Linked DNA regions of Homo sapiens: region 1 is linked to region 2. Evidence: chromatin contacts called from ENCODE Hi-C or POLR2A ChIA-PET data. All regions are on one chromosome and are shown on one strand. Each heading gives the region's core, a stretch centred on a gene start or an enhancer-like site at or near the end of the contact. The rest is flanking DNA. Distances are from core to core; before and after follow the strand shown. Region 1 overlaps FHOD3 (formin homology 2 domain containing 3). Region 2 holds the start of FHOD3 (formin homology 2 domain containing 3).

Region 1 (7,164 bases), core at 108-2,607, 330 kb after region 2:
TTTGTAAAGAAGGGAGAAATATGTTTTAGAAAGGGGTTCATATTGTTCTAAAAAAATATAGGGCAGTCTCCACTCAGATGGTCCTTTTGCATCATTTGAATTTAACTCTCACGATCATCCTCTGTAAGATTCAGACAGGACAGGTTTTATTAACCTCATTGTACAAGTGAGAAAACAGATGGGGCTAAGTGCCTATTCCAAATCACAGGACTAAGGGCTATGACCAAGGGCTGGGCCCTTGGCTCTTAATATCCAAAGTATACAGACTCCTTCCCAGTCAACCACATCCCAGCCAACCACTCCTAAACATATTCTTCAAGCGAGATGATTAGAGAGACAATTTGATTTACATTCCTTGTAGGTATTTTTTTGTTTGAGGTAAATACAAAAATTCAAAGACTTGGAGAGAAATGCTTAGTCTCCCTGTAGACTTAAGCCAGCTATGTGCTTTAATTCTAATAAAGACTAATAAGAGCTTGAACTCAGATTTGTTTGCTTTGGTTTCTTAGGAAATACAACTCTACACTGAGCATTTGCCCAGTAAGGTACAAGTTTATTGGTCATTGGTCAACTAAAAGCATCTTTATGGGACCATGTGTGTCATAATGAGTTTCATCTTTGCACTTAAAGTTTACAAATTTCATTGGAAGGGGAAAAAATCTTAGTGCTAGAAAGTTCTTAAAATTTAGCCCAAAGCAGGAGCCCTTTCTGTCAAGTTCCCAAGAGATGGGGTACACTTCCAGGCATGGGTGCTCTTTCTCCTGAGGTACCCCATCTGCCCTTGAACTATTCTGTTTATCCTGGTTCTTCCTCTGTTGACAAAAACAGGGCTGCTTCCTGCTCTGTGTGTCAGTCCTTCTGATACCAAACACTGCATGGGACTTAACACGTGAACTTTCAGTTTCATCCTGCTGATTTCCACACAACATTCCAAACTATAGAAGTAATTTTGAACTTCATTTAGTCACTAATGTTAACAGTTGTGCCATGCAGCTTTCAGTCATGTGTATATTTTAATATACGTGGAAGAGTGACCTGGCAGATAGTGGATGTTGACAACTGGTTAGGGAGTGGAGGGTCCAGACTAGTGCCACGTGCCTCAGCAGCAGGGTCTGCAAACTTTCTCTGTCAAGGGCCAAGTAACATGTTAAACTTGGAGTACCAGACGGTCTCTATTGCAACTACTCAACTGAATTCTGCCTTTGTAGCACGTCAACAGCCATCAGCCACTGGTACTGGCATGAGCATGGCTGCATTCCAGTGACATTTTATTTATAGACACTGAGATTTGAATTTTACATGTCATGAAATATTATTCTTTTGATTTTTTTTCAACCATTAAAAATGTGAAAACCACTCTTAGCTCACAGGCCGTATAAAAACAGGTGGTAGGCCAGATGTAGCCCACAGGCTGTAGTTTGCCAACCCCTGTCCCAAGGGTCTGGGTTTCTTGAGGGAGGTTGGGGGAAATTGGCAAAGGAGAGTATGTGGCATATGAGAGAAGAATCCACTGTGTTATGTGTGAGGGCTATGGGGAACAGTATTCTTAGATTTGGTGTTAGAGCAAGGAAGTCAAAGGAATATTCCATGAAGAGATAGAGACTATAGGGGACTTTGCTGATGGCTGATCATGAGTTCCCAGGGCACAGAGGAAGATTGAGGGGTCGGAGAAGGGCAAGAGATAAGCCAGATTGAGGGACACATGGAGAGGGAGGGGACTATGTGATGAGTCCAGGGAAGATTGGACTGTGCAGGCCGGGATTGGTCCCAGTGGTCCCTTCGGGCAGTGGTTCTTGACCGGGGTGATTTTGCCACCTAGGAGACATCTGGACACATTTTTGGTTGTTATAACTGGGACGGGGTGGTGCTGCTGGCATCTAGTGGGTGGAGTCCAGGAATGCTGTTCTACTTAGTGCAGGATAGCCCCCTGCCAAACAAATAATTATCTGTTTTAAAATGTCAGTAGTGTTGAATCTGAGAAATTCTGCCTTAGGGGAAGGCAGATCGTTGGTTATGTAATCCACATGATGCTGAGATAGAGAGTGTTTTGGCTATTGGAAAGGGTAGTTTTCTTAGAAGCATTTGGAACTCTGTGCACCTACCTTAAATATTCATGTGCATGGGTCAAAATTGACTCTTTTTCAGAGAATATAATCAGCTAAAACACAGATCTATAGAATATATTTCTAGTTTAAAAAAATCCATTGGCATTTTACAAACAAATGTCATGGAAACAGATTCCTTAAATGAGATATGAATTGTCTTTCACAGCTGACTGGTTACTCTGGGCTACTACATGGTTTACAGTAGAGTCTTTTTTTTGATTTTAAGTCCGTTTAGCAAAGTTTCACGCTTCAAATTCTCAGGAAATATGCTTGAACACTTTTAGGGGACCAAGCCTTGACTTAATCTCATGCTACTCTCAGTAACTGAAATGCCAACAAATCCAATTCTAATCGGCTTCATACACATCCATCACTCCAAAAAATTGACATAATGGAATGTGACACCAGCATAAAACAAGTTGGCAAGAGAGAACAATGATTATATAAGAGAGGTGTGACAGTCTACATCCAGGCTTCACGAACCTGTTCAGAGGAAGAGGAACCTGGCACAGTCTCACCAGAAATGTTCAAGTGGAGCTGAGGAATCTGCATTGAGAAGCAGCAGTGGGCAACTCTCCTCTTGGCTGCCGATACTTTCAACTGATGGTCAAGAAGGAAAAAAGTTACATATAAGAATTGCTAATTTTTTTCCATGTAAGTTACACTAGGGTTACAGAAAAATTGACTAATGTATGTTTCACAGAAGTCCTCATTCTAATAAATGCAAAGTGATAAGGATATATAAATGGGTCTTGTGGGAGTCAGGAGTTGTAGCCAAGCCTTGAGCTTGTAGTCAGGAGAACAGTAGTCTGACCTACAGACATACTTGACCCTTGAGCAGCAGAGAGAAGATGTGGCCTAGCCTCAGCTGGTTCCAGGAGCAAAAGAGACCATGCTTAGGTGGGCTCCAGGCCAGGAGTACTGATGCGGCAGTGGAGAGCCCACTTGAGCTGCAGGGAGAAGTCTGGCAGGGGTTTGTTGTGGGGCAGGGTGCAGAGACCAGCACTGGAAGCTCAGCCTGCACCTGGCAGAGAACAGACTACCGCTCCTAAGGAGTGGGAAGCACTCAGTCTCCACAAATCCTCACCAGAGGGGTGTTTAGAATCACTGTGGTCTTGGGCATAGGATGTGGAGGTATTGAAGCATGGGAGGGCAAGTTCAGAACCCAGCTCTCCCAAAATAGCTATGTGCCAATTTATATATGGCCATTGGCTCATAGTAGGCACTGAATAAATAGCAACTCTTTATGTTTTTAAATAAAAATGATAGGATTTAAAGATGTGGTGCCAACTGTGTGATGTAAAATGAAGAGAGTTGTACCATATAGTGCAAAGATGAATATAACAGTAACAGCCACAACAACAGCTAGCCTTTACGGAACACTTAATCATCTGCCAGGCAGTATGCTAAGCACTGCAAGTGTACAAACTCCATTTTTGCTATTATGTCACGATATAGGTACTGTAATTAATGCTGTGTGACAGGAGGGGAAGCTGAGGCACAGGGAGTTGAAGCACCTTGCCCAAGGTCCCACAGCTAATATATGGTGGAGCTGGTTCTACAGTTTAGGTGGTCTAGCTCCAGAGTCCATGTCCTCACCATTCTCCTAAATAACCCTTATTTCTGTTATTCTGTGGAAATAAATACATGCTGAGTACTTGGCAATTAGTAAGCCATTAGTAAATGGACACTGCTGTATTTATTATTGGATCTATATTTTTCATATCAATACATTAAAAATTATTGCTTAATGGTACATTAAAAAATTATTGCTAATGTTCCAATATATAGATATACCATAATACCATGATGCTGTCATACATTTTGCTATGGCTTGGTTCCAGTTTTTTTCTCATACCAAACTTGCTGTAATGAACATACACACTGGTGCACATACACGTTTGTGAGCATTAGCACTCTTAGATTCTTAGAAGTAGAATTTGAGACAATGGACATTTACATTTTAAATATTGATATTGCCATATTGCTCTCCACAAAGGCTGTATGGTTTTACTCTCCGTCAGCATATGACTCACCATTTTCCCACATCATCACTGAATGTTAGGAGATTTTCATAATTTTTGTAGTATTGAAAAGTGAAAAATGCCTCAGCATTGTAATTTGCATTTTTTTATTACTACTGAGGCTGTACAACTTTAATTGCTTCATTAGCTATTAACATTTCCTTTTCTTAGTGTTGCCTGTAAATATTCTTTGCTCATTTGTCTCCTGAATGGTTTGCCTATTTTAATTGACCTACAACTAGTCTTTATTTTTAATATGAAAACCTTCAGATTCAAAGTAGAATATAAGTATTCTTTACACATTTTAGATATTAATATTTTGACCATTTTTTCTGTCTTTCAAATGTCTTTTAACTGAATTTCTGACACCTCTCATCACATGCACTAAATATATTTGTTATGGTGTCCAATTCGTGAGTCCCGTCCCGTGTGGCTTTTAGGCATCATGCTTGCTCAGCAATGTGTGTCCTCTTTTTAACTGCAGCCTCTGCGTTGTCCTGGGAAAATGCTATGCTCTTCTTCCTTCCATGTCTAGGAGGTAAGCAATGGAAGAGGTAGGGATGGAGCCAGTGTTAGCAGTGGCGAATCTATACGGGTCTGCATCAACTCAATTCTTGCCTCCTTGAAGGAAAGAATTTGTCTGAGGGGCAAAAGACAGACCAAGACAAGTTTTTGAGCAGGAGTGAGAGTTTATTAAAAAATTTTAGAGCAGGAAAGAAGGAAAGTAAAATACACTTGGAAGAGGGCCAAGCAGATGCCTTAAGAGATCCAGATGCACTCTTTGGCCTTTGACTTGGGGTTTTATACATTGATGTGGTTCCAGGGTTTGTGTCTTTTCTACCCTGATTCTTCCCTTAGGTGGGCTGTCCGCATGCGCAGTGCCCTGCTGGCACTTGGGAGGGGCTGCGTGTGCACTGTGTTTACTGAAGTTGTGTGCATGCTCACTTGAGGCAGTTTCCCCTTATCTTCCAGTGTTCCTAGAGGAAGGTCATATACCAGTTAAACTCTGCCATTTTGCCTCTTAGTGCGTGTGCTTGAGCCCAATCACCCAACTTCTCAGATCTTATTGGGAAGCTGCTGATCACTAGCTTTATGTGTTTTTTCTCTCTTAGGAGACCGCCTTTCACTGGCACCAGCTATGACCAATTATTATTTTAAAAAGACAGTTTAACAACTGCCAGGCCATCACTTGATGGTCACCTGACATTCCTGGAGTTGGGGGATACTCTCCTTCCCTAGTCATATCTGCCTAACTACCTATTCTAACACCAGCATTTATGGAGGATTAACTTTGTACTGGCTATTGGACTAAACAATTTTACATGTATTGTAAATTCCATGAAGAAGGTAGGAGTATCGTCCCCATTTTACAGGTGAGGAAACCGAAACACAGAGAGGTTAAGGAGCTTGTCCCCAGATTACAGAGGCTCTGCTGGGTTGGGACCCAGGCAGTCAGAGTCCATAGCCTGCACTCAGAACCTAACATACCTGAAAGTACTCTCTGAATCTATAGAATGTGTTCAGTAATGAGAATGTTATATCTTTTGAGGATGAATTAGATTTGTTGAGAAAGCAAAAAATCACTCAGAGCAAATGTTTTACTGGAACTTGGTAATCTTAGTGAGCTGTATTGTTTTTTAGTCACTGTTTGATTTTGATCCTGAAATCATACTTACTGATTTGCTTGTTTTTCTCATAAATGGGCACTGAAGACATTTTATAGAGGGGACTTCTGAAAATGTTCAGAGCAATAGCTGCAACACTGGAACAAGGCTTTCCAGTTAGTCATAAGTAACCACTACCTTGGCGATGGAGTAAGGGAAGGTATAGAGAACAGAAACTCATAGTTAAAAGGAAGCCACAGTTAACTATCAATTATCGTGAGGCTGTGGAGGAGCAGAGACCTAAGCCATCCTCAGTTTTTGATGGCTCATAACTGATGCATACCAATTAGTGGCCCAGCAGGTGGTAGGATGCGGGTAGCCAAGCCTTGGGGCTGTGCCTTTGGAGTGGGAGCTGGAGGGAGGCAATTGGAGGGGTGTTGTTTTCTATTTTCCTGCAGGAGTGAAGAAGAGTTTTGGCATCTTTCCACCAGCCACAGGAAGCAGTGGGCAAATCGGGGAGCCTACTTATGGAACTGTGCTGGGGGGTGAGCTCATCTTCCCATGTTTTGACAGGAAGGAGGTGTGTTTACATGCCTAAGTTTTAGGACAGCACAGCTTCCCATGCCTTGTCCACAAAACTTCATTGCCAGGATTAGAGAATTCATCCTGAGTCTGCAGTAGAATAGCAGAATAGTAGAGCAGCCCTATCTCTTTCTTGGAAGCAGTTGGCAATGAGCAATCTATTTGCAAGCAAAAGACATACTGTGAGATGGGGTGTTATATGACGTTAATCTACAAAATCTGCAACTCAGGTGACCTGCTCAGCCCTGGCTCCTGGAGGAAGGCTGGCCGTGTGCAGTGAAGGAGCAGCAGGTGAGGTGGGGGAGGGCATAGGCGTGGTTGTGTGTAAACTCAGGATGATGGTACCTGTACTCCTTAATACGGTGGTGGGAGAGTTAACACAAATATGTGCTTTGCCCAGTGCTGTTATTATCATCAATCCATGCCCTGAAGCATTCACGGATATTACTCTGTTAAGGTAATTGTTAAATGAATATGGACGTGAATTGGAGAAAATATTTTGTGCACCCGCATAAACATGCTAGAGGATTTCACAACAACCAGATTAACAACCATTGGTACTATGAGTGGCAAGTAGCTACTTGGGAAGATTTATCTGATGGTAAGTGACTTGTTATAAATGGGATTCACTGACAAGTGTGGTGACCTCCTGACAAAAGTATGATTGGAATACAGCCAGTGATTCAGCAGTGTCCAAGAGATTCATGCTGAGTGTTGAATAGCAAAGGGTGGCCTGGAGAGAAGAGGTCTGGGAAGGCTGGGAGAGTGGGCTTGGAAATGGGAGGAACTGTATTGAATAAAGGCAGAGGCACTGGGACATGAGGAAGAAGTTACTTTGCAATGCTCCTG
Region 2 (6,962 bases), core at 3,696-6,195:
TTATTGTAGCCATCTTTGCCAACAAAACTGCCACACCAAGACAAGTGCTAGGACAATGATTTAAGATTGTTTGAGACATAAAATTTTTCAAAACTTCATCCTTTCTCAGAAAGCTACTGTAGTATGTACTAACAAAAAATGCGAGTGTAAACTAAGAAATAATAAGATAAGTGAGCTGGGAACCAGGGGCACCTGCAGAAGAGAAAAGTCAAGAAAATATCCAGGAGGATAGGGCTGAGGGAGCCACATTTCAAATTGGAGCAGGAGGATGGAATAGAACTGAAAGCTTATTTGACAATATTGAGAGAGGCATTTGTAGGACTGTTGCAGGATATGAGATGATTTAGCCAGCTGTTCAAGAAAAAATAATAATCAAATGAAAAAAATTGAGGCAAACATTAACTTGAGGAAAAACAAAAAGTTGTACAAGAAAGGGCATGTAATCCTGTACACAACTTGGCACAGACAGGAACAATATTAACATCATAAATTTTAAAATCACTGCATAAGAATTTGACTAACATTGTGACAGAACAATATTGGAAAAGGAAATGGACTATAAAGAAGCTAAAACCCTCCGCATGACAGAAGGTCAGTGTATTATCTAAAATTGATAGCTCAAAGTACAGCAGTGTACTCACACTATTTAGAAACGAGTGGCTCTGGAAAGTGTGTATGTTAAGAAGGGGTGTTGTAAACTAGGGTCAGATGTCTGTTTCTGATATCTTGTTATAACTTTTTATTACTCTTGGCCTTTTAAATTAAGATAAATCATTACATTACTAAAAAGAAATAATTTAAAAATTAGGCTGAGAAAAAAATTGGCTGTTAGAGGAAAAAATATTAGTAATTAGTAAATTTTTGCCAAGGCAAAAATCCTTAAAAGAATTAAGGATAGCCTATATAATTAAAAAGTCTGAAGGTTTCATTTTAGGTGCCAGTCACTGAAGTTTTCAGATTAAAATTTAATAAGGCAAATTCCAATCCTGAAAATCTTATAGTTAGTGGAGTAGGCATATACAAGCATACATTTACAATGTAACATGAAAAGTGCTACAGTAAGGGCATATGTAATTTGAGACCACAGAAGAAAGACAGACAATCCTTGTTTGGGGTAGAGTTGGAGATGTCTCTCCAGAAGAGTTGACATTAGAAATGAGAATTGAAGGATAAGTGGGTTCAGCTGACTGACTAGATAGGCAAGAGCATTCTAGGTTTAGATGCTCACCATGAGAAAGCTCAGCATGTCTGGGAAAGAGTAATAAGTTTGGCATGGCTTGAAAGCAGGCTGTGAAGCTGGGAATGACCAACCATATGCCTGGAGTGGTAGACTGAGGCAGGTCTTAGAGGGCTTTGTGAGTTGTGCTAAGGGGTTTGGAATGTAAGGATTTTACCCTGTGGTGTAATATGTCAAACACACATCTTAGAATGATCACTGGCTCTGGGGAAGCCAGTGGAAGACCAAATGCAGGATGCAAGTCTGGGGAAGTCATTAGAAGACTAGCATAGAAAGTGAGGGCTAGAGAGAAGGGAAGAATTGAGAAATATTTTAGAGGCTGATTCAGTAACAAGTCATAGTGACCAACGCAAGATGCAGGAGTCAAAGATGACTTTGATGTTGATACATTCATTAGACATTTATTGTGTGTCTTCTCTGTGGTAGGCGTAGAGTTGAATATGGCATGGTTGTTGCCCAGAGGAGCTTTTTCTTTAGTGACAACACAGACAATAAATTAACAGTAACCATAGCTCTGGTGTTCTATGCTCCAAGGGCTTGGAGAGCATTGGAATCAGCAGACAGGCAGGTAAAGCAGTCTGGCAGACGGCAACCTTGTGGAAGAGTTTCTGGATGGGCAGCCAGGTTGGGGTGTTGGGTTGAATGTGTAATTGAGTATGATGTGGTAACCAGGATAGGGATGTTTAGTTGCCCAGTGAAAATCAGAGCCTAGAAGGGAGGAGAGGGACTCCTCTGTGAGTATAGAGTTGGATGCATGCAGGTTGAGGACGGTTGAAGCCAGGAAAATCTAGAGGAAATGTGAACAGGACCAAGAGGAGGATGAAGCCCAGAAAGACTTGAGAAGGAGCTGTCAAAGGAGGAGGAGAACCTACAGTGGGTAGAGCTATTGAGCTGAGGGGGTAAGAGTCTGAGAAAAGAATCTTCCATGGTGCCATGGTGACAGATGCTGCCAAGAAAGTGGGTAGCAGGGCCAAGGTGTCCTCCAGGTAAGAAAATTAGGCTGGCATTGATGATCTTAGAATGGCAGGAAGGGGTTTCCTTCCAGATGTCATGGGGTATGGAGAAAAGGTGATGAGGATGCTAAGAAATGAATATGGCTCTCTCTCAGAAGTTGGTTAGGAAGTGATGATGAGATAAGCCAGGGAGCTAGAGTGAGAAGTGGGCTTCATAAAGATGCAGCTTTTAAGATGGAAAACACTTGAGTATTTATTCTCATTAGGATTGAGTACATAACTTATGGGGCCCAGTGCACAACTAAAATGCCGGGACTCCTTAAAAAAGTATTTAAAAAATTCAAGACAACAACAGCTAAACATTAAACCAATTTGGGACCCTTTAAAGTGCAGAGCCCTGTGTGGCTTCAAGAGTTGCACATCAGGAAGCAGGCCCTGGTTCTCAGGGTAAGGGGCCAGGGGAGGAAGGTGGAAGTGAGTGGATCAGTGATAGAGCCCCAGGCAAGAGCAAGTGGGATGAAAGGGACCCAGGGTCCAGGTGGGGGCAGAGCCTTGAATGGGAGGAAAAGTATGACTTTGGTCACCTTCTGAGAAGTGGGAGATGGAAGATGGAGAGGAGATGGAAAATAAGATGAAAGATGAAGAGGAGAGGGTGCTAGAAGTCATTCTGGAGAAATTATTTACCTTATTGACTAATTTCTGAGTCGAGGAAAGGGGCAGAAGCTTGCAGCAGCATCAGTGGAGTAAGAGGCTGAGGGGCTTTGGGGTGGAAGTGGGGCACTGAGTGGTCCCACTAGCAGCAGGCACTTGGTAGATGGGGCAGAAGCAAGCCAGGTACCCAAAGGACAGGTGGGACTGAAGGAGGGGTGTGGAGAGGAGGCCCCTGAGAGGATGGGCTGGGATCCGGGTTGGAAAAGTGATAGGAAATGAGGTGGCCAGGACTGGAGGGCTCTCTCAGTGAGGAGGGAGGTGGACGTGAAGGTGGAAGTGCAGGCGGCCCATCTCAGAGGGGAAGAATTCGTGCGTTTAGTATTCTGGCTGTGAGGAGATGCGGAAGTTGGTGGAGATCCAGTCTAGATCAGGGGTCCCTAACCCCGCGGCCGCAGACCGGTACTGGTCCGTAGCCTGTTAGGAACCGGGCCACACAGCAGGTGAGCGGCCAGTGAGCGAGCATTACCGCCTGAGCTCCGCCTCCTGTCAGATCAGCGGAGGCATTAGATTCTCATGCCAGAGAGAGCCCTATTCTGAACTGCGCATGCGAGGGATCTAGGTAGCGCGCTCGTATGAGAATCTAATTCTTGATGATCTGAGGTGGAACAGTTTCATTCTGAAACCATCTGCCCTTCCTCCCCCAAACGCCCCCCACCCCCACCCCACCACTGTCCGTGGAAAAATCGTCTTCCACAAAACCGGTCCCTGGTGCCAAAAAGATTGGGGACGGCTAATCTAGAGGATTCATTCAAAGAGTTAAATAACAAAGAAAGTAGAGCTAGAAGTTCGTCTGGAAGGAGCGGAAGTGTCGTGGAATTATTATTTTAAGATCAGGCATAAGTGTGTATGTGTGGCAGGGAGGGAGATCACGGAGAGGGAGAGGTTAAAGATGTGGGTGAGGCTGCTAAATAGGGATAAGGGTTTCTTTTCCCTTGAAACCAGAGGAAAGGGAGATAGACGCGTTATAGAGTCGCCTTGAAAACACTCGGATGTTAAGAGAGACTGGGTGTTATGAGGGCGATCTATATAAGGGGGGAGGAACCAGGAACTTGGCTGTGGCCTGGGAATAGGGAGAACCGTGAATTTTTCTTGAAAACGAAGGGGGTCGCCCGTGAGCAGCGAGGAGAGCGGTGGGAGGCAGCGCCGAGTCTTGCCGCTCCCGCCTGGCAGGGGCGGGCAGGACGCAAACCTTCCTTCCCAGTCCCTCGGTTACCAGGGCATCCCCGGCTCTCTGCAATTCGGGAACCTTGCCAGAAGGGCTCCCACCTCCCCAAGCCCCCGCGGCCCCACAAGGTCCAATTAGGGCTTTCGGCGGCCTAACTGGGGAGAGGCCGTGGTGATGCAGAGGTTTAACCAGCATCCGCCGGGAGCCCCGGGGTCCAGGCCCGGCGCTGGAGTCCCGCAGCGAAGCCTCGCAGCCCCCACGCCTCTCGACTCTAGGCTTGTGCCCTAAAAGCGGCCTGGGTTCCCTGGCGCACCCTCCTCTTTCTTAGCTTCTTTGTCCCTAAGGGAAACCTCCCCGTACCCTTAGGTGGGGCTCCCGGTCACTGCCACCACCCCTCTTGCTGCCGAAGCCGGCTCCCTGGCCACCTGGTGCCCTGCCGGGGTATTCCAAATCTGGGCAGCAGAAGCCGGCCGCCGCCGCCTTCATCTGGAAAGGCTTAAGCCTTCTCCGGGTGGGGAAGAAGTCAGAAGGCCGCCTGTCTCCCCGTCCCCCAACCCCCCAACTCCCCAACTCGGTCCTCCAGGCTCCGAGGGGTGCAGCTCGGCCCTGGGCCGCGGGGCGCACGTGCAGCAGAGTCCGGCCGCCCGGCCTCCCCGCCCCGCCTCCGCCGCCGGCCTTTGGCGCAGGGCTGCGGATGCCGCGCGAGCCGTCTCCTTTGCACTTTCCCGGCTGCGGTCCGGTCGTTCGGGGCAGCCCGGCCGGGGGTAGAGGACCCGGAGGAGGGGAGGAGCCGGAGGGAGAGGGGAAGGAGGGGGCCCGCCGGCCCCGCCCCCGCCCCGCCCCCCGCGGCCGGAGCCCGGGCTGCAGCCCGGCGCGCCTGAGCCTGCGAGTCCGCGAGCCAGCGAGCTGCGGCTGCGGCCTCCCCTGCGCGCAGCTACCCGGGCGTCCCGGCCCGCGGCCCCGCTAACCCCGGGGCCCGCGCCCCCGCGGCAGGGATGCATCATGGCCACGCTGGCTTGCCGGGTGCAGTTCTTGGACGACACGGACCCTTTCAACAGCACCAACTTCCCCGAGCCCAGCCGGCCGCCGCTGTTCACGTTCCGCGAGGACCTCGCGCTCGGCACCCAGCTGGCGGGGGTCCATAGGCTGCTGCAGGCGCCGCACAAGGTACGACCCGGCGGGGTGGGCTGGGCCCCCTGGACTCAGCCCCCTGCCGCGGTGCGCGCCGGGGTGGGTCCCGGGGCTTCGTGGGCCCCCTGGGCTGGGCTGGGCGCGGCCCGGGGGGACCATCGCTCGAGGGCAAATCCCCCTCCCCGTTAGACAGAAGGGCTCGAGGCACCCGCTGGTTGGCGCAGGACCCTCCGGGGCGGGCGGGAAGGAACAGCTAGAGCCGGGGGCGGGCGTGGCAGAGCAGGTGCCGAGCCGGTCCGAGGCGGGATGGAGAAGGCTCCCCCGAGCCGCGCCGTTAGCTCGGCCGGGTGGGCGGGGTGGGGCTAGGACGCGGGCAGTCGGCCTCGGCACTCGGGCGGGCACCAAGCGGGGCGCGGGAAGAAGCGGAGCGCCGCGAGACTCAGGTCCCTTGGAGAGGAGAGCTCTGAGCGACGGCCGGGACAAAACCTCCCTCAGGCCTCTGGGGCCGCTGCGGGCGGCCACGCGACCCTCGCGACAAAGCACGCTTCCCGGCGACACCGCCTCCTCCTTCCCCCGGGGGCGCCGCCGGGGACGCCGGCCGCACACTGCGATAGCGCTCAGGGTATCCCCCTTTTCTTCTGAGAAGCAGGTGGCCTTGGGAACCTCGGAGGAGCAGTCGCTGTGGGAGGAGGGGCGGGGGCGCGGAGGGGCGGCGCGCTCACAAAGCCTCAGCTTGGCAGCCCGAAATGAGTGTCCCCTGGGAAGAATGGCTGCTCAGTCTACCCGTTAGAGAGGTTTTTTTTTTTTTATTTGTTATTTTTATTTAAATAAAACCTTTTGCAGGAGGATAGGCCTCTTGCAAAGCATTTGTTGCAAAGAGGTGGGTATTGAAAGCTAATCATTTCGTTACCTAGGAAAACCCTTACTCTCACTTAGACAGATTGAATGCAGCTTGCAAAATTACCTTCCCAGTATTTTTTCTGCCTAGGATTCATATCAAAGCTTGGAGATGATTTATTTCTTGAGGGTCGACATTAACACATATTTGGAAGAGATAAGCGTTGATGCCCAAAAGAACAAAATTGATTTAAAAAAAAACCTCGGATTTCTGTATGATGTTGACCTGCTTTGCAAGTAGAGGAGGAGGTTGGTTGTGTGAGGAAACTGGTGGACTTTAGCAGTGGTAGTTTCCTCTCTATTAATGTATCAGTGCTTTCCTCCTCTACTTAGTTAGTAACGTTTTCAGGAATAAGGAATGGGGCATTTCCATCTCATTCTCTCCTGGTTGGTTCAGGACGGATACAGTCGTGGAAACCTCTCTGGCCACAAAAGCACATTTGATTGGGAGACAGAGGGTCGTCATCATCCAGAGTGATGTATTCTGGATTCAGCTGATCAGAATCACTTTTGTAAATTATTTGGTTCTTCTCAATTAGTTGATTCAGTGAAAAGTTTTCAAAGAGCTTCTTCTACATCATGATTATTCAGGCCACTACGGTCTCTGATTACAGTGATCTTTTGTTGAAACCACCAAAGGCTCATAATTGTGGCCCTGTGACCTTGAAGTGGTTTCCTTGGATTTCAAACCTTATATACATGGGTTGACCTTTCAAGCTGGGAGCTGCAGTATGTTTTCATGTTTCCATGGAACAGCCCCACAGTCTTGATCCTGGTCTGGTAGGAGAAAATCCTGATGCTCCTCCACTGCCCCCCTCCTCACCCCCAACTAGAAGCCCCAGCAGAGCAGTTGCACTGGCTTGCAGAA

Evidence for each region. Hi-C counts contacts between places; a loop is a spot of excess contacts on that map. ChIA-PET counts read pairs that join two places held with the same protein, here RNA polymerase II (POLR2A). Pooled maps may share reads with other maps.
Region 1: a map of Right ventricle myocardium inferior shows a loop between it and region 2 (4-fold over the local background). The contact joins the enhancer-like site here to the promoter of FHOD3 in region 2. A Hi-C loop is called at or near these places in 3 of 168 maps with a recorded cell type or tissue (Right ventricle myocardium inferior, chondrocyte and mammary epithelial cell), 5 of 37 single-sample maps with no recorded cell type and 7 of 50 pooled maps. POLR2A ChIA-PET finds 5 or more read pairs at or near these places in 1 of 52 experiments (activated T-cell).

Annotation. Positions count from the first base shown.
Region 1 is chr18:36,628,059-36,635,222 of GRCh38, forward strand. All of the region lies in intron 10 of FHOD3 (formin homology 2 domain containing 3), which reads left to right. Among named protein-coding and RNA genes, the nearest start is that of TPGS2, 200 kb to the right of the region's middle. Within about 2 kb of position 1,358, at least 3 of the 41 ENCODE cell types and tissues checked have a DNase peak (open chromatin) inside an H3K27ac peak, as active enhancers do.
Region 2 is chr18:36,292,768-36,299,729 of GRCh38, forward strand. FHOD3 (formin homology 2 domain containing 3) reads left to right here and starts at 4,946. Exons shown (of 29, transcript NM_001281740.3): 1 at 4,946-5,233. The coding sequence starts at 5,069. RefSeq lists an enhancer at 3,792-4,769 and silencers at 4,709-4,998, 5,119-5,188.